Linked DNA regions of Homo sapiens: region 1 is linked to region 2. The links are chromatin loops, found by intact Hi-C in ENCODE. Cell type or tissue: heart left ventricle. All regions are shown on one strand. Links, peaks and the distances in the headings refer to the core of each region. The heading gives the core; the rest is flanking DNA. Region 1 overlaps RNF216 (ring finger protein 216). Region 2 has its middle 11 kb from the start of FSCN1.

The links. Peaks named below come from ENCODE experiments on the same cell type or tissue, not always from the same donor. Only the 100,000 strongest peaks of a DNase experiment are listed, where the experiment ranks them.
Region 1: a loop joins it to region 2, with 2.4 times the contacts of the local background. A loop is called at or near these places in 28 of 110 quality-filtered maps.

The regions. Positions count from the first base shown.
Region 1 is chr7:5,638,346-5,646,676 of GRCh38, forward strand. It overlaps RNF216 (ring finger protein 216), which reads right to left. Exons shown (of 17, transcript NM_207111.4): 15 at 2,809-3,031. Among named protein-coding and RNA genes, the nearest start is that of RNF216-IT1, 38 kb to the right of the region's middle. RefSeq lists an enhancer at 1,016-1,880. In heart left ventricle, for the core only: no CTCF peak of the experiment used is centred there; a DNase peak (open chromatin) is centred at 5,096; H3K27ac peaks cover 438 bases.
Region 2 is chr7:5,577,778-5,586,108 of GRCh38, forward strand. No RefSeq gene overlaps it. Among named protein-coding and RNA genes, the nearest start is that of FSCN1, 11 kb to the right of the region's middle. RefSeq lists an enhancer at 4,954-5,113 and a silencer at 6,505-6,594. In heart left ventricle, for the core only: no CTCF peak of the experiment used is centred there; a DNase peak (open chromatin) is centred at 3,450; H3K27ac peaks cover 701 bases.

The DNA.
Region 1 (8,331 bases), core at 222-8,221, 61 kb after region 2:
AACAACTCAGTGAACAGTGTTGCAGACAGAACTTTGTGAACTTGTCCAACTGTCTCCTGCGGATAACCTTTTCTAATTAAGAGGAACTCCCAGATCAAGTACACGCACTACATCTTCGGATCTGTACACAGTAACTGCCCACTATGCCCAATTACAGTGTAGCAGATGCCAACAAATCTGAAAACTACCTACCAGCAGCCAGGTACTATTTTCATTTCCATTTATTTGATTATTAGGGGTGGCTGTTAGCCAACTCCAACAGATTGTGGCCAGGTAGAAAAGCAAGCATTTTTTTTTTTTTTTTGGGGGGGAGACAGGGTCTTGCTCTGTCACCCAGGCTACAGTGCAGTGGCAAGAACATGGCTCACTGCAGCCTTGACCTCCCAGGCTCAAATGATCCTCCTGCCTCAGCCTCCCAAGTAGCTATGACTACAGGTGAGCACCACATCTGGCTAATTTTTGATATTTTGTAAAGATGGGGGTCTCACTATGTTGCCCAGGCTGTTCTTAAACTCCAGGATGCAAGTGATGCTCCTGCCTTGACCTCCCAAAGCTTACAGACATGAGCCACTGCACCTGGCCAGCAAGCAGCTTTTTTCCCTACTTATAATTTTTTTAAACTTCCTCTGTCCATTTTTGAGTTGAGGTGAATAGACCATAGGGAGACTCCTCAGTATAACATCTTCCTCCACAGACATTCTGGCTGGGTCTGTGATGGCTACTTCTTCCCGTCTCACTTGCAGTTGAGGAAGAATGTCATTAAGTTCTGGCTGATGGGACTGAAGCAGAAGTGACCTGTTGCAGCTTCTGGAAGCCTAACATTCCTTAAGAGATAGGGAAGCAGGCTCTTTAGCCTCACTGCAGCCCCTTTGCTGCTTGGAATGTGGATTTATCAGCCAGAGCTCCTTTTCAGACAATGACCTCATGTGATCCTTGGCTATGATCTAGGGGTGGCAGAGTAGAATGCTGGAAGCAACTGGATCCCAGATAAGAGCTGCTAGCCCACCCCTGGGCTGTTCATCTCTGTACTTACACATAGAGGAGAAACACACTTCTGTTTTCCTTTTTTTTTGAGAACCCAAAGTGCCGGGATTACACCCATGAGCCACCACACATGGCTCCACATTTTTTTTTTTGAGACAGAGTCTCACATTGTCACCCAGGCTGGAGTATAGTGGCACGATCTCAGCTCACTGCAACCTCCGCCTCCTGGGTTCAAGCAATTCTTTCTCAGTCTCCTGAGTAGCTGGTATTACAGGCATCCAACACCATGCCCGGCTAATATTTATATTTTTATTAGAGACAGGTTTCACCATATTGGTCAGGCTGGTCTTGAACTCCTGACCTCAGGTGATCCACCCGCCTTGGTTTCCCAAAGTGCTAGGATTATAGGCATGTGACACCGTGCCTAGCCTTAATTTTTTTTTTTTTTGAGACGGAGTCTCGCTCTGTCGCCCAGGCTGGAGTGCAGTGGCATGATCTCAGCTCACTGCAAGCTCTGCCTCCTGGGTTCACGCCATTCTCCTGCCTCAACCTCCTGAGTAGCTGGGACTACAGGCGCCTGCCACCACGCCCGGCTAATTTTTTGTATTTTTAGTAGAGACGGGGTTTCGCCATGTTAGCCAGGATGGTCTCGATCTCCTGACCTTGTGATCCACCCGCCTCAGCCTCCCAAAGTGCTGGGATTACAGGCGTGAGCCACCGCGCCCGGCCAATTTTTTTTTTTTTTTTTAATGAGATGGGGGTCTCACTATGTTAACCAGGCTTGTCTTGAACTCCTCGGCTCCAGCGATCCGCCCACCTTGGCCTTCAAAAGTGCTGGCATCACAGGCGTGAGCTACTGTGCCTGACCCTCTCCCCCAGTTTTTCATGTATCCCTAATCTTTGTTTATGATGTCATTTGCCAGTGAGAATTTATTATTTTTTAGTCTGGCCTTGATGTAATGCAAGAAAAACCTTATCTTCTCCAAGATTATAAAAGTCATTCCCTTCATGCTGTCCTCTCTCTCCCCAGCGTAGTAGCTAGTGTGACCTGGGAAACATAGCCCCTACAATGCCCTGAAATGGCTCTCATCACACTCCAGATCTGAGGCCGGCCCCTGGGCCAATCGCTGTCACCTCCCTGTGGCTCTCTCCACCTGCAAACCTCACCTGCTTTCTTTCCGATCCCCAAACAGACCCTATGTGTTTAATTTCCTTGCCAGCCTTGCTCCTCCTCTAAAATACTGTATTTTTAAAGCTTAAATCAAGAAGAAATATTTGATTTGATTTCTTAAATGTCTTCTCACCATCTACAGATACCATATAATGATTTACGTTAATAGAATTGTTAATATTAAACCATCATTGCATTTCTAGAACAAACTCACTTGGTCATGCTTTCTATTTGCTAATATTTTATTTACATAATTTAAAATCTAGATTATAAGTGAGTCTCATAAGAAAATCTGTAGTTTTCTTTGTTAGGGCTATCTCCGTCAGGCTTTGGAATCAGCGTTATGCTGGCTTTGAACAGATACATGTGTAAGTTTCCTTACTTTGCTCTGGAATATTTCAGAGGGCACAGAGTTTTATTTCCTGAAGAATTAAAAGAATTTGCCTATAAAACTGTTAGGGCATGCTGCTTTGAGCAGCATGAGGAGTAGCTGATAATTAGTTTCTCAAATTTTTTCTTTGGTTATCAGTCTATGTAATTTCCTATATTCTTCTCCTAAGTCAAATTTTGTTACGTATATTCAAAATATTTGTCATAAAAATATATTTCTATTTTCTCCCTATAAAGCAATAGGCAGCCATGTGTCTACTTACAGTGGGATCGGTCCAGAGAGAGCATCTTGAACACTCCTGGCAAGGGGCTCCTGGTGAGCGGGGATGTTGGCAGAAATGGTCATATCCATTAATAGAAACTCGACAGAGGTAGCACATCTGGGCACCACAGCGGCAAGACATGCGGTTGCAGCCTTCAGATTTGATGAGGCCAGTCCCACACTTGTGGCATTTTCTAATGCGGGCAGCAGTCATTTTTTCTTCACTGAAATAAGAAAACATAATTTGGAGCTGGGAGGGAAGATGAGGAGGAAAAAAATATGGCCATTAAGCATTTATTTATTTTCACATAAAATGATCACTTATGGCTTTTTTGTGACATTAAACAGTGAAAAGAGCCTAGGTTTTGGAGTCTGAGAACTGCTTCAAAGTTTTAATTGTATGACCTTCAGTAAATTACTCACCTGCCTGGAGACTCAGTTTCCTCATTTTTAAACTGTGAAAACACAACTTTCTCATGGTGTTTTGAGAATTACAGACAAAATATAAAGTACCCTGGCATAGTGCCCAGTACTCAGCATTTAGAAAAGGACTGCTCTATTTGTTATAGGAATCCCTGTAGGCTTAAAATGGAGAGAACAGGCTGAGCATGGTGGTGCACGCCTGTAATCCCAGAACTTTGAGAGGCCAAAGCAGGAAGATCATTTGAGCTCAGGAGTTTGAGACCAGCCTGACCAACATGGTGAAACTGTCTCTACTAAAAATACAAAAATTTGCCAGGCGTGGTAGTGCACACCTGTAATCCCAGCTACTTGGGAGGTTGAGGCAGGAGAATCGCTTAAACCCGGGAGGTGAAGGCTGCAGTGAGCTGAGACCGTGTCACTGCACCCCAGCCTATGTAACAGAGTGAGACTCTATCTTAAAAAAAAAAAAAGAAAAAAAAAAAGAAAGAAAGAAAACATTGTCAAGGAGATGAGGTTTAGATAAAGTGCATTTAGTACTATTACCTTAATGAGTCACCTCTGTAGTACATCCGTTTATGATTTTAGTTACTCAGCAACTGTGAAGACACTACTCAACGTTCTACAACTCAAGGTTCTGTTTTGTTTTTTTTTTTTTGAGACAGAGTCTTGCTCTGTCACCTAGCCTGGGGCACAGTGGCTCCATCTCAGCTCACTGCAACCTCCGCCTCCCCGGGTTCAAGAGATTCTCCCACTTCAGTCTCCCAAGTAGCTGGGATTACAGGCGCCCACCACCATGCCCAGCTAAGTTTTGTATTTTTAGTAGAAATGGGGTTTCACCATGTTGGCCAGGCTGGTCTGGAACTCCCGACCTCAGGTGATCCACCTGCCTCGGCCTCCCAAAAGTGCTGGGATTACAAGTGTGAGCCACTGTGCCTGGCCTATTTTTTTTGAGACTCACTGCAACCTCCATTTCCTGGGTTCAAACGGTTCACATGTCTCAGCTTCCCAAGTAGCTGGCATCACAGGTGTGTGCCACCACATCACCACACCTGGCTTTCATGCCCGGCCATTTTTTGTATTTTTAGTAGAGATGAGGTTTCACCATGTTGGCCAGGCTGGTCTCAAACTCCTAACCTCAAGTGATCCGCCTGCCTCAGCCTCCCAAAGTGCTGAGATTACAAGCGTGAGCCACTGCGCCCAGCTAGACTCAAGGTTCTAATGAAAAACTTTTCAATTTGAAAAGCTATGTGCCCAAACACAACTGCAATTTTCTACAGCACAAACCTTCTCTGTAAGAGCACCCTGAGGCTGAGGTGCGGCTTTAAGGTGTGGCACTCCAGTTGCCTGGGGCTGGCTGACTTTCCCTGGGAAGCTGCTCAAGGAGAGAAGAGGCTGTAAAGAATTAAGGTTACAGTCTTTTCATGAAGGCTTGGAAAGAGGGTCTATTTGCTTGCTCATCCGATCTGTCTGGCACTGACATGAAATAATAATGGGTATGGAGGGAGAAAAAAAGGCTCTCCTAAAATGGACAGAGGAATACATAAAGCATGCCTGCAACTCAACATTGCTGAAATGTTAAACAGCTATTCAATATTGCTGAAATGTTAAACAGCTATTCAATATTGCACAAATGTCCACTCAAGTCCTTTGCTTCTGCATTTGTAAGAGTAGTACTGGATAGGGCCAGAATGGAGTTTTATTATGGGATGTGGTGACTACCTAGCCAGTAATATAAAAGTGAAAAATGGGGAAAAATCATGGTTGATTCCTTCAGAGGAAAGGTGGTTTGGCAACTAGATTCTCAACCAGGCAGGAAACACAGCCCCGCAGGATGTGCTCCCGGGGCAGGACAGGAAGAGAAGCCGGAGCTGTGACTGTGGTTGCTGACCTTGCGCTCACACAGGAAGGCTCAGGGCCTCTTCTATGCAGCCAGCGACAGCCCAGACTCCTGTAGTTATCTGTGCTCACCACCAGCCAGTGTGTGGGTAACTCCTCTCTGGGAGCCATATTCTGATGGTGGCATAAGCCATGCCCTTCAGATCTCAGCCCGTCCCCTTTGTGAGCGTGAAGATGCATGTGTGTATGCATTCTTTTGCTGTGGTAAAATGCACATAAAATTGACTTTTTAAACCACTCTAACGTATACAATTCAGGGATATTTTGAGTATTCACGATGTTATACAATCAACATCACTATCTAGTTCCAAGAGACTTTTATAACCCCAAAAGGAAACCCTGTACCCACTAAGCAGGCATTCCCCATTCCTCCTTGCCCTGCAACCCACAGCGTGCTTTTGGGCTCTACAGATTGCCATTCTGAGGCTAGGCAAATGCCCATATGCCTCTGATATTTCATAGGAATGGAAATCACACGTGTGTTTTTGTGCCTTTTTTCACTTAGTGTGTTGTTTTCTAGGTTCACCTATGTTGTAGCATGTATCGATACTTCATTCCTTTTTATGGTTGGATAATATTCCATTGTATGAATATATCATATTAGTTTATTCATGAGTTGATGGATTGAGTTTTTTTTGCTTTTTGGCTGGTGTGAATTGTGGTTAAATGAACATTCTTGCACAAGTTTTATATGGACACTTGTTTTCACTTATGTTGGGTGAGTACCTGAGAGCGGAACTGCTGGGTCATATGGTAATTCTATGTTTAACTTATTGGGGAAAGCCAACTGTTAACTATGGCGGCTACACTATTTCTATTCCCACCTCAATGTATACTGGTGTCATTTTTTCTATATCTCTGTCAAGACTTGTTATTTTCCATCGCTTTCATTATAGTCATCCTAATAGGTGTGAAGCGGTATCTTATTATAGTTCTGATTTGTATTTCTGTAATGACTAATGACGTTCAGCATGCTTTCATGTGCTTGTTGGTCATTTGTACATCTTTCTGGAGAAATATCAATTGATATTGTTTGCCCATTTTTTTTTTTTGAGACAGAGTCTCACTCTGTCATCCAGGCTGGAGTGCAGTAGTGTAATATCAGCTCACTGCAACTTCCGCCTCCTGGGCTCAAGTGATTTCCCACCTCAGCCTCCTGAGTAGCTGGAAATACAGGCTTACACCACCATGCCCAGTTAATTTTTAAATTTTTTGTAGAGACTGGGTTTCACCATGTTGTCCAGGCTGGTCTTAAACTCCTGGGCTTAAGCTATCTGCCCGACCTTGGCCTCTCAAAGTGTTGGGATTACATGCATGAGCCACTGTGCCTGGCTGTTTGCCTATTTTCTTTTTTTCTTTTTTTTTTTTTTTGAAACGGAGTCTTGCTCTGTTGCCCAGGCTGGAGTGCAGTGGTGTGATCTTGGCTCACTGCAACCTCCACCTCCTGGGTTCAAGAGATTCTCCAGCCTTAGCCTCCTGAGCAGCTGGGACTACAGGCACGTGCCACCACGCCTGGCTAATTTTTGCATTTTTAGGCGTTTCATCATATTGGCCAGGGTCATCTCGAACTCCTGATCTCGTGATCCACCTGCCTCAGCCTCCCAAAGTACTGGGATTACAGGCATGAGCCACCGTGCCCCGCCTGTTTGCCTATTTTCTGATTAGGCTGTTCTCTTACTGCTTTCAAGATTTTCTATGTCTTTGGTCTTGAACAGTTTGACTCTGATGTGTCGTGGTGTGGACTTCTTTGAGTTCATCCTACTTGGAATTCATTCAGCTTCTTGGATGTATAGACTCTTGTTCTTCATCAGATTTGGGAAGTTTTCAGCCATTATTTCTTCAATATTCTTTCTGTTCATTTTGCTCTCTGCTCTTCTTTGGGCTTCCCCTTAATGTGAATATTGGTACATCAGATGATGTTCTACAGGTCCCTTAGGCTCTATTCACTTTTCTTCATTCATTTTTCTTTCTGCTCCTCCTCCAACTGCATAATTTCAACAGCCGTATCTTCAAGATCTCTGATTCTTCTGCCTGCTCAAATCTGCTATTGAATTCTTCTAGTGTATTTTTCATCTCAGCTATTGTAATTTTGGGGTACAGAATTTCTGTTGGTTTCTTAATTTTTCTTTTTTTTTTTTGCAACAGAGTCTTGCTCTGTCCCCACGCTGGTGTGCAGTGGTGCAGTCTCAGCTCACTGCAACCTCCATCTGCCGGGTTCAAATGATTCTCCTGCTTCAGCCTTCCAAGTAGCTGGGACTACAGGCGCCCGCCACCACATCCAGCTAATTTTTGTGTTTTTAGTAGAGAAAGGTTTCACCATGTTGGCCAGGCTGGTCTTGAACTCCTGACCTCAAGTGATCCGCCCACGTCAGCCTCCCAAAGTGCTGGGATTACAGGCGTGAGCCACTGCGCCTGGCTGGTTTCTTAATTTCTATCTATACTCTCTACTTGTTCATACACTGTGCTCCTGGTTTCCTTTAGTTCTTTGCCCATGGTTTCACCTGGCTTTCTGAGCATATTTAAGACAGCTGATTCAAAGCATTTGTTTAGTATGCCCAATGTGTCCTCAGAGATGGTTTCTATCAACTACTTTTTTCCCTGTGAATGGGCCATACTTTCCTGTTTGCTTTATAAATTATTGTTGAAAACTGGGTGTTTTGAATATTATACTGAGAAGAGTCTAGAAATCAGGTTGCTTTTTGTATGGTTTGAGATTGTTTAGTGACTTTTAAAAATTATTTTTGTAAATTAGCCGGGCATGGTGGTGCATGCTTGTAGTCCCAGCAACTCGTGAGGCTGAGGCATGAGAATCGCTTGGGCCCAGAGGTGGAGGTTGCAGTGAGCTGAGATCGCATCATTGCCACTGCACTCCAGACGGGGTGACAAGGCGAGACTCCATCCCAAAACAAAACAAAACAAAACAAAAGGAAAAAAAAAGGGGGCCAGGTGCCGTGGCTCACACCTGTAATCCCAGCACCTTGGGAGGCAGAGGCGGGCAGATAATGAGGTCCGGAGATCGAGACTATCCTGGCTAACACGGTGAAACCCCATCTATGCTAAAAATACAAAAAATTAGCTGGGTGTGGTGGCACACAACTGTAGTCCCAGCCACTCAGGAGGCTGAGGCAGGAGAATCGCTTGAACCTGGGAGGCGGAGGTTGCAGTGAGCCAAGATTGCACCACTGCACTCCAGCCTGGCGACAGA
Region 2 (8,331 bases), core at 163-8,162:
GGAGTCTTCCTCTGTTGCCCAGGCTGGAGTGCAGTGGCGCGATCTCGGCTCACTGCAAGCTCCGCCTCCCAGGTTCACGCCATTCTCCTGCCTCAGCCTCCCAAGTAGCTGGGACTACAGGCACCCGCCACCACGCCCGGCTAATTTTTCGTATTTTTAATAGAGACAGGGTTTCACCGTGTTAGCCAGGATGGTCTTGATCTCCTGACCTCGTGATCCACCCGCCTCAGTATCCCAAAGTGCTGGGATTACAGGCGTGAGCCACCGCACCCAGCCGGTTAATTTTTGTATTTTTAGTAAAGATGGGGTTTCACCATTTTGACCAGGCTGGTCTCGAACTCCTGATCTCGTTATTTGCCCGCCTCGGCCTCCAAAAGCCAAGTGGGTTTTTACAGTTCCATCTGTTTGCTCTATTAGGTCAGAAGATTGAGAATGGTAACTAAAATGGAAATTATGTGAAACTGGCCAAAATAGGTTGCAGTGAGCCAAGATCGTGCCACTGCACTCCAGCCCGGGTGACAGAGTGAGACCCAGTCACACACAAACACACACACCAACACACACAAGCCAGAATCAGTACTTACAGGTTTTCCTGAAATAAACTTAGGGCAGGGGCCACTGGTCAAATAAGCATTTTTTGCAGCTTTTTTCTTTTTTCTTCTTTTTTTGTTTCATTTTTTTTTGCAGCTTTTAAATGCTGCCCACCAATATTGTCTTATAAAAGAAATCAATTTGTTGGTTACCCGATGAGTCAAACTGTGTTCCGCGGTTAACTGAGTATTTCACTGAATTTCAAAGAACTGGTTTGTTATCAGATCCAAACCACAGCTCTCTTTTATCGTCACATCAGCAGCCATGATCTTTCCAGTTTTCTTTTTTGGCCTCTGGTGCCCCATCTTTGGTAATTATTTGTGGTTCATCTTTTGAAGTTTCTTTGAGTGGGGCCGCAAGAGAGATTTGATTACACGGAGTTGATTAACGGCAGCCTTCGTAGCAGTATTATCAGCAGGGTTGTTCCCTCTAGCTTCCATAGCGTCTAACCTTGAATGTCTGAGAATTTTGATAAAAGTCAAGGCCTGGTCACTGGACGGCCTCCAGTAAATTCTGTACGCAGGATCCATGTTTCATTTGATCTCCAGTGGAAGTGAGGAACGCCTTTGTTTCTTTGTTTCTTTTCTTTTCTTTTTTTGTTTTTTTGAGATGGAGTCTCACTCTGTCACCAGGCTGGAGTGCGGTGGCGCGATCGCAGCTCGCCACAACCTCCACCTCCTGGGTTCAAGCGATTCTCCTGCCTCAGCCTCAGGAGTAGTTGGGACTTCAGGTGCCCGCCACCACACCCGGCTAATTTTTTTGTATTCTTAGTAGAGATGGGGCTTCGCCATGTTGGCCAGGCTGGTCTCGAACTCCTGGCCTCAAGTGATCTGCCTTGGCCGCCCATAGTGCCGGGATTACAGGCGTGAGCCACCATGCCCAGCCAAAAATGAAATTTTCTGTGCCCATATTCCAGCCGAGGAAGCCCAAGTTCCCACCGGGAGCGTCTACACGTGCAGCCGCTGTTATCTGTACCCAGGTAACATCCTCCAGCTCTTGGGGAGATCCAGCTGACCTCCAGTGTCCCCGTGCCCACACACGTGGCCAGGAGCAGCTGTCAACAAATGGCTCTTGGGTTGAGGCAGGAGTCCTCCAGATCCTTTGGCCCTAGCATGGGCTGACTGGGAGGCACGGCACCTGGAGTCTCCCACATGTCCCTGGCGGAATGAACGTTCAGTGGGATTCCTCATGGTAACTGGCTTGATAATGCACCCTCTGGGATCTGTCCCTTCCCTGTCCTATGTCCCTGTCCTCTACCTGAACCTTTTGTGTGGAATGGCACCTCAGGCCCGGCCTCTGGGGGATGAAGATGGTGTTAACTGCATTCAAAGCCTCCCTCTTGTCACCCACGATACACTTTCTGCCCTGGCAGGGGGACAGGAGGTTCCTTGACGGCTAGTCCAGGCCATGACGGGTTGATCCTGGATTAAAATAAGTCAAGCTTCAGGCTGGTGCAGTGGCTCACGCCTGTAGTCCCAGCACTTTGGGAGGCCGAAGAAGGCAGATCACCTGAGGTCAGGAGTTCAAGACCAATCTGGGCAACATGTTGAAACCCCATCTCTACTAAAAACACAAATATGGCCGGGCGCGGTGGCTCACGCTTGTAATCCCAGCACTTTGGGAGGCCGAGGCGGGCGGATCACAAGGTCAGGAGATCGAGACCATCCTGGCTAACATGGTGAAACCCTGTCTCTACTAAAAATACAAAAATTAGCCGGGCATGGTGGCGGGTGCCTATAGTCCCAGCTACTCAGGAGGCTGAGGCAGGAAAATGGCGTGAACCCGGGAGGCGGAACTTGCAGTGAGCCGAGATCGCACCACTGCGCTCCAGCCTGGGCGACAGAAGCAAGACTCTGTCTCAAAAAAAAAACAAACAAAAAAAACCCACAAATATTAGCTGGGCATGGTGGTGCATGTCTGTAATCCCACCTACTGGGGAGGCTGAGGCAGGAGAATCTCTTGAATCCAGGAGGTGGAGGTTGCAGTGAGCTGAGATTGTACCTCTGCACTCCAGCCTGGGTAACAGAACAAGAGTCTGTCTCAAAAAAAAAAAAAGAAGTCAGTCGGGCACGGTGGCTCACGCCTGTAATCCCAGCACTTTGGGAGGCTGAGGCAGGTGAATTGCCTGAGCTCAGGAGTTCGAGACCAGCCTGGGCAACACGGTGAAACCCTGTCTCTGCTAAAATACAAAAAATAAGCTGAGTGTCACGGTGTGCACCTGTACTCGAGCTACTTGGGAGGCTGAGGCAGGAGAATTGCTTGAACCCGGGAGGCAGAGGTTGCAGTGAGCCGAGATCGTGCCACTGCACTGCAACCTGGGCAACAGAACAGAGTGAGACTCCATCTCCAAAAAAAAAGGAGTCAATCGTGTCAATCGTTAGGGAGCTGGTGGATTTATAGCCTGTAGTGACCACATCAGTGAGGCACTGGTGCTGGGAGGCACCTCAGAGGTCATCCCATTCAACCCCTTCACTGACTCACAGCTCAGAGAGGGCAAGAGACTTACCCAAGGGCACACAGCAAGTCGAGGGCACCAGCAAGGTCAGCACCCAGGTCTCCCGCACCTGGGCCCACGTGGTTTTCAGTCTGGAAACTGGAAATGGATATGAAGCCTTGGAAAATCCCAGCAGGGCAGGATGGGGGTGGCCCAGCTGTTTCACTATGGAAACAAAAGTCTTGTTTTCCTGGCTACTCCAGCGGGGCCGGGACGGAGGCAGATGTTTCTCTTCACCTGCCAGGAAAGTTTGGAAATTAAGCCCTCCTTGCAGGGAGGAAGGGACCCAGTGCTCTGGATTTTCAATTTAATGGGCTACCCAGGTCTTCGGAGTGCAGCCAGGGAAGCACAGAGGAAGCGCCCTGGAGAGGAAGCCAGAGATTTCCTGGAGGCGCCAGGGATGCAAGGAGTGGCCTGGAGAGGGAGTGAGGGAAAAGCAGCAGACGCCCCTAACTTCCTCCTCCTCCTTCCAACAGAAACCTGGTTTGGGGTTTTAGTGGAGACGTCTCGCCATGGCCGCCAGTGTAGACATTAATTGGTCTAATGCAGGCACCAGGTCCCCGGCTTCTTGCAGGGAGGGGCATGGTTTTAGGACAAGGCATGGCTTTAAAATAAAAAATTAATTGTTGTAAAATATGCATAGCATGACCCGGCATGGTAGCTCATTCCTTTAACCCCAGCACTTTGGGAGGCTGAGGTGGGAGGATCAGGTGAGCTCAGGGGTTCGAGACCAGCCTGGGCAACATGGTGAGACCCCGTCTCTACCAAAAATACAAAATTTAGCCCGGTGTGGTGGTGCATGCCTGTAGTCCCACCTAGTCGGGAGGATGAGGTGGGAGAATCACTTGAACCTGGGAAGTTGAGGCGATTTTTTAAAAAATTAATACTCTAGGCCAGGCATGGTGGCTCACGCCTGTAATCCCAGCACTTTGGGAGAGGCCGAGGCGGGCGGATCGCCTGAGGTCAGGAGTTCGAGACCAGCCTGGGCAACATGGTGAAACCTGGTCTCTACTAATAATACAAAAATTAGCCGAGCATGGTGGCATGTGCCTGTAATCCCAGCTACTTGGGAGGCTGAGGTAGGAGAATCACTTGAGCCTGGGAAGTGGAGGTTGTAGTGAGCCGAGATCGCACCATTGCACTCCAGCCTGGGGCGACAAGAGCGAAACTCTGTCTCAAAAAAAAAAAAAAAATCATAATACTCTTTTTTTTTCTTTTGAGATGGAGTCTTGCTCTGTCACCCAGGCTGGAATGCAGTTGCAAAATCTTGGCTCACTGAAACCTCCGCCTCCTGGGTTCAAGTGATTCTTCTGCCTCAGCTGCCCAAGTAGCTGGGATTACAGGCGCCCACCACCACGCCCAGCTAATTTTTGTATTTTTTTAAGTAGAGATGGGGTTTCACCATGTTGGTCTCGAACTCCTGATCTCAGATAATCCGCTGGCCTTGGTCTCCCAAAGTGCTGGGATTACAGGCATGAGCCACCATGCCTGGCTGAGGCAATTACTTTTTGCAGAGACAGGGTCTTGCTATGTTGCCCAGCCTTGTCTTGAACTCCTAGACTCATTCAATCTGTCCATTTTGGCCTCCCAAAGTGCTGAGATCGACCACGACCACACCTGGTCATAACTGGCTTTCTTTATATTCATATGCATTTTATCTTGTGCATTTAAAAACTTGATACTGTGAGAAGGTTCATAATTTCTCAAAAGTCTGTTTTAGATAGTGCTGGGGAGATGTGATGTCTGGAGCCCTGGCAGCTGCCTTGAGATTCTGAGGACCTGAGCCTGAAGGCAGAGTTCACCTGACAGGGAAGGCAGAGTGAGAAGTGGGGGAAGTTCCAGGGTCCTTTCCAGCTCTGTTACAGTGAACCAACCCTGGAAACTCCCCTCTTTGGGGCTTCTTGTTTCTTGCTATAATGAAACATCTTGCTGGTTAGCCAGTTGAGTTAGAGTTTTCTCTTTCTTGCATTTGAAGCTACCATGACTGCAAGAGGGAGTTCCCGAAGGGGTCTGGGAATGGCCCAGGGAAATAGGGGTGAGGTGAGACTCCACTGCCCCGACAGTGCCCATGTATGAATTAGAAAAAGTGGGCCAGGCGTGGTGGCTCACACCTGTAATCCCAGCATTTTGGGAGGCTGAGTGGGCAGATCATGAGGTCAGGAGTTCGAAACCAGCCTGGCCAACATGGTGAAACCCCATCTCTACTAAAAATACAAAAATTAGCTGGGCTTGGTGGCACACATCTGTAGTCCCAGCTACTCAGGAGGCTGAGGCAGAAGAATCGCTTGAACCTGGGAGGTGGAGGTTGCAGTGAGCCGAGGTCATGCCACTGCACTCCAGCCTGGGTGACAGAGTGAGACTTTGTCTCAAAAAAAAAAAAAAAAAAAAAAAGAAAAGAAAGAAAGAAAAAGAAAAAAAGTGGGCCAGGTGTGGTGGCTCATACCTGTAATCCCAGCACTTTGGGAGGCTGAGGTGGGAGGATTGCTTACAGCCAGGAGTTTGAGACCAGGTTGGACAACATGGTGAGACCTTGTCTTTACAAAAAAATACAAAAACCTATCTGGGCATGGTGTTGCATTCCTTTAGTCCCAGCTACTTAGGAGGTTGAGGTGGAAGGATCACTTGAGTTAAGGGAGGAGACCACCCCTCATATTGTCTTATGCCCAATTTCTGCCTCCAAAGAAAGAAAAAGTAAAAACTAAAAGGCAGAAATGAAAACCACAGGCAGACAGCCCAGCGCCACACCCTGGGCCTCGTAGTTAAAGATCGACCCCTGATCTAATCGGTGATGTTATCTATAGACTACAGACATTGTATAGAAATGCACTGTGAAAATCCCTATCTGGTTTTGTTCTGATCTAATTACCGGTGCATGCAGCCCCCAGTCACGTACCCCCTGCTTGCTCAATCACGACCCTCTCACGTGCACCCCCTTAGAGTTGTGAGCCCTTAAAAGGGACAGGAATTGCTCACTCGGGGAGCTTGGCTCTTGAGACAGGAGTCTTGCTGATGCCCCTGGCCAAATAAACCCCTTCCTTCTTTAACTCGGTGTCTGAGTTTTGTCTGCGGCTCATCCTGCTACAGAGTCTAGGAGGCAGAGGTTGCAGTAAGCCAAATTCACGCCACTGCACTCCAGCCTGGGTGACAGAGCAAGACCCCACCAAAAAAAGAAAAGAGGCCAGGCGCAGTGGCTCACGCCCAGCTAATTTTTGTACTTTTAGTAGAGACGGGGTTTCACCATGTTGGCCAGGCTGATCTCAAACTCCTGTCCTCAGGTGATCCGCCCACCTTGGCCTCCCAAAGTGCTGCGATAACAGGAGTGGAGGCTCAACTTTTTAAAGAAGAAAAGGACGAATCAGGACAGGAGACAATTACAAGCTCTGTTCATTCGGAATTCTCATTGGCTTACAGAAATAACTTTGGCTAGTGATTGGTTATATGTTGTAGACAGACCCACAGGGTGGATGGCGTCTGTGGCCACTTGGGCATTAGCTGGTCCAGAGCCCAGAGTCCATGTAGCAAGTAGCTTCAGGACGTAATTATTTAGCTCAATAGAAAGTGAGATGTGACTGCTGTTACTTTTTTTTTTTTTTGAGACGGAGTTTCACTCTTGTTGCCCAAGCTGGAGTGCAATGGCGCGATCTCGGCTCACTGCAACCTCTGTCTCCCAGGTTCAAGTGATTCTCCTGCCTCAGCCTCCCGAGTAGCTGGGATTACAGGCGTGTGCCACCAAGCCCGGCTAATTTTTGTATTTTTAGTAGAGACAGGGTTTCACTATGTTAGCCAGGATGGTCTCGAACTCCTGACCTTGTCATCCACCGGCCTCGGCCTCTCAAGGTGCTAGGATTACAGGCATGAGCCACCACGCCCGGCCTTTTAACTGCTGTTACTTTTTTTTTTTTAATCATTTTTATTCTGCTAGTTCCATAAAAGCAATGTAAACACCAGCATTCTATACATCTTGCTGGTGAACTCACATAATGCTTAGTTCCCTGATCCTTTGACCTCCTTGTCTTCTCCAGTTATTTTCTGTTTGGACCACTGGCCACAGGAATGGAGTGGGGTTGGGGCTTAGGAGAGAGCAATGTGGCTTTTTGGTATGACTTGTTTCATTGACTGCTGTTACATTTTAAATGCCTTTCTGGGCCTGATAATTTAAGGGGGCTGGCATTTCTCACATCAAAGGGCAAAGGGTTTTTTTGTTTGTTTCTCACTATTGCTCAAAAGCCACATGTGTCAAGGACAGCTCTTGTTAACGGGCAGAGAAGCTTATAGAACCTTTCCAGGGCTGGCGCGGTTGTTCATGTCTGGGGGACAAGAGCGAAACTCCATCTCAAAAAGAAAAAAAAAAAAAAGAACATTTCCAGGCCAGGCACAGTGGCTCACACCTGTAAGTCCCAGCACTTTGGGAGATTGAGGTGGGAGGATCACTTGAGGCCAGGAGTTTGAGACCAGCATAGGCCACATGGCAAGAACCCAGTTTCTACAAAAACATTTTTTTTTTAAATTAGCTGGGCTCGGTGGTGCACACTTGTGGTCCCAGCTACTCGGGAGGCTGAGGTGGGAGAATCGCTTGAGCCTGGGAGGCGGAGGTTGCAGTGAGCTGTGATCGCACCACTGCATTTCAGCCTGGGCAACAGAGGGAGACTCTGTCTCAAAAAAAATCAAATAAAGAAAAAAGAACATTTCCATTATTGCAGAATGTTCTATTGGACGGCGCTGGGCCAGATGCCTGCCCCAAGCCCTGGGACACCCAAACCTGGTGAAAGTGCCAAGCTCCCATCTGGGGGTGCTCACGGAAGGGGCCGGGAGCTGGGATTACAAGCGTGGAGGCAGGCGCCACCCCAGAGGAGGTGGGTGATGTCTGAGCCAGAGTCTTTGGGATGAGCAGGGCTTTGGCAGGCAGCTTTGTTGGGCAGGCAACAGGCACAGCAGGTGCAATGGCATCGAGGTTGGAGAGGTGGACTGGCGGGGAGAAGAGAAGGGAGGGTGGCAGGAGAGATGGGCAGAGGCCCCCCAGGAGCCCAGAGCCTTCAGGGCTTTGGGCCCTCTTGGGGCACTGGGGAGCCACGGGAGAAGTGTGGGGTGGAGAGGGGCGCCCTGGATTTGACCACCTTCAGGAACCTACCTTGGCTGCCCGGGTGGGTGGGATGGAGGTGATGAAGGTGGAGGTCGTAGCATTGTCACTGAGAGCGATGCTTATTCTGATTTTTGCCCCCGTGAGCCTCAGAAATCGGTCAGAACAG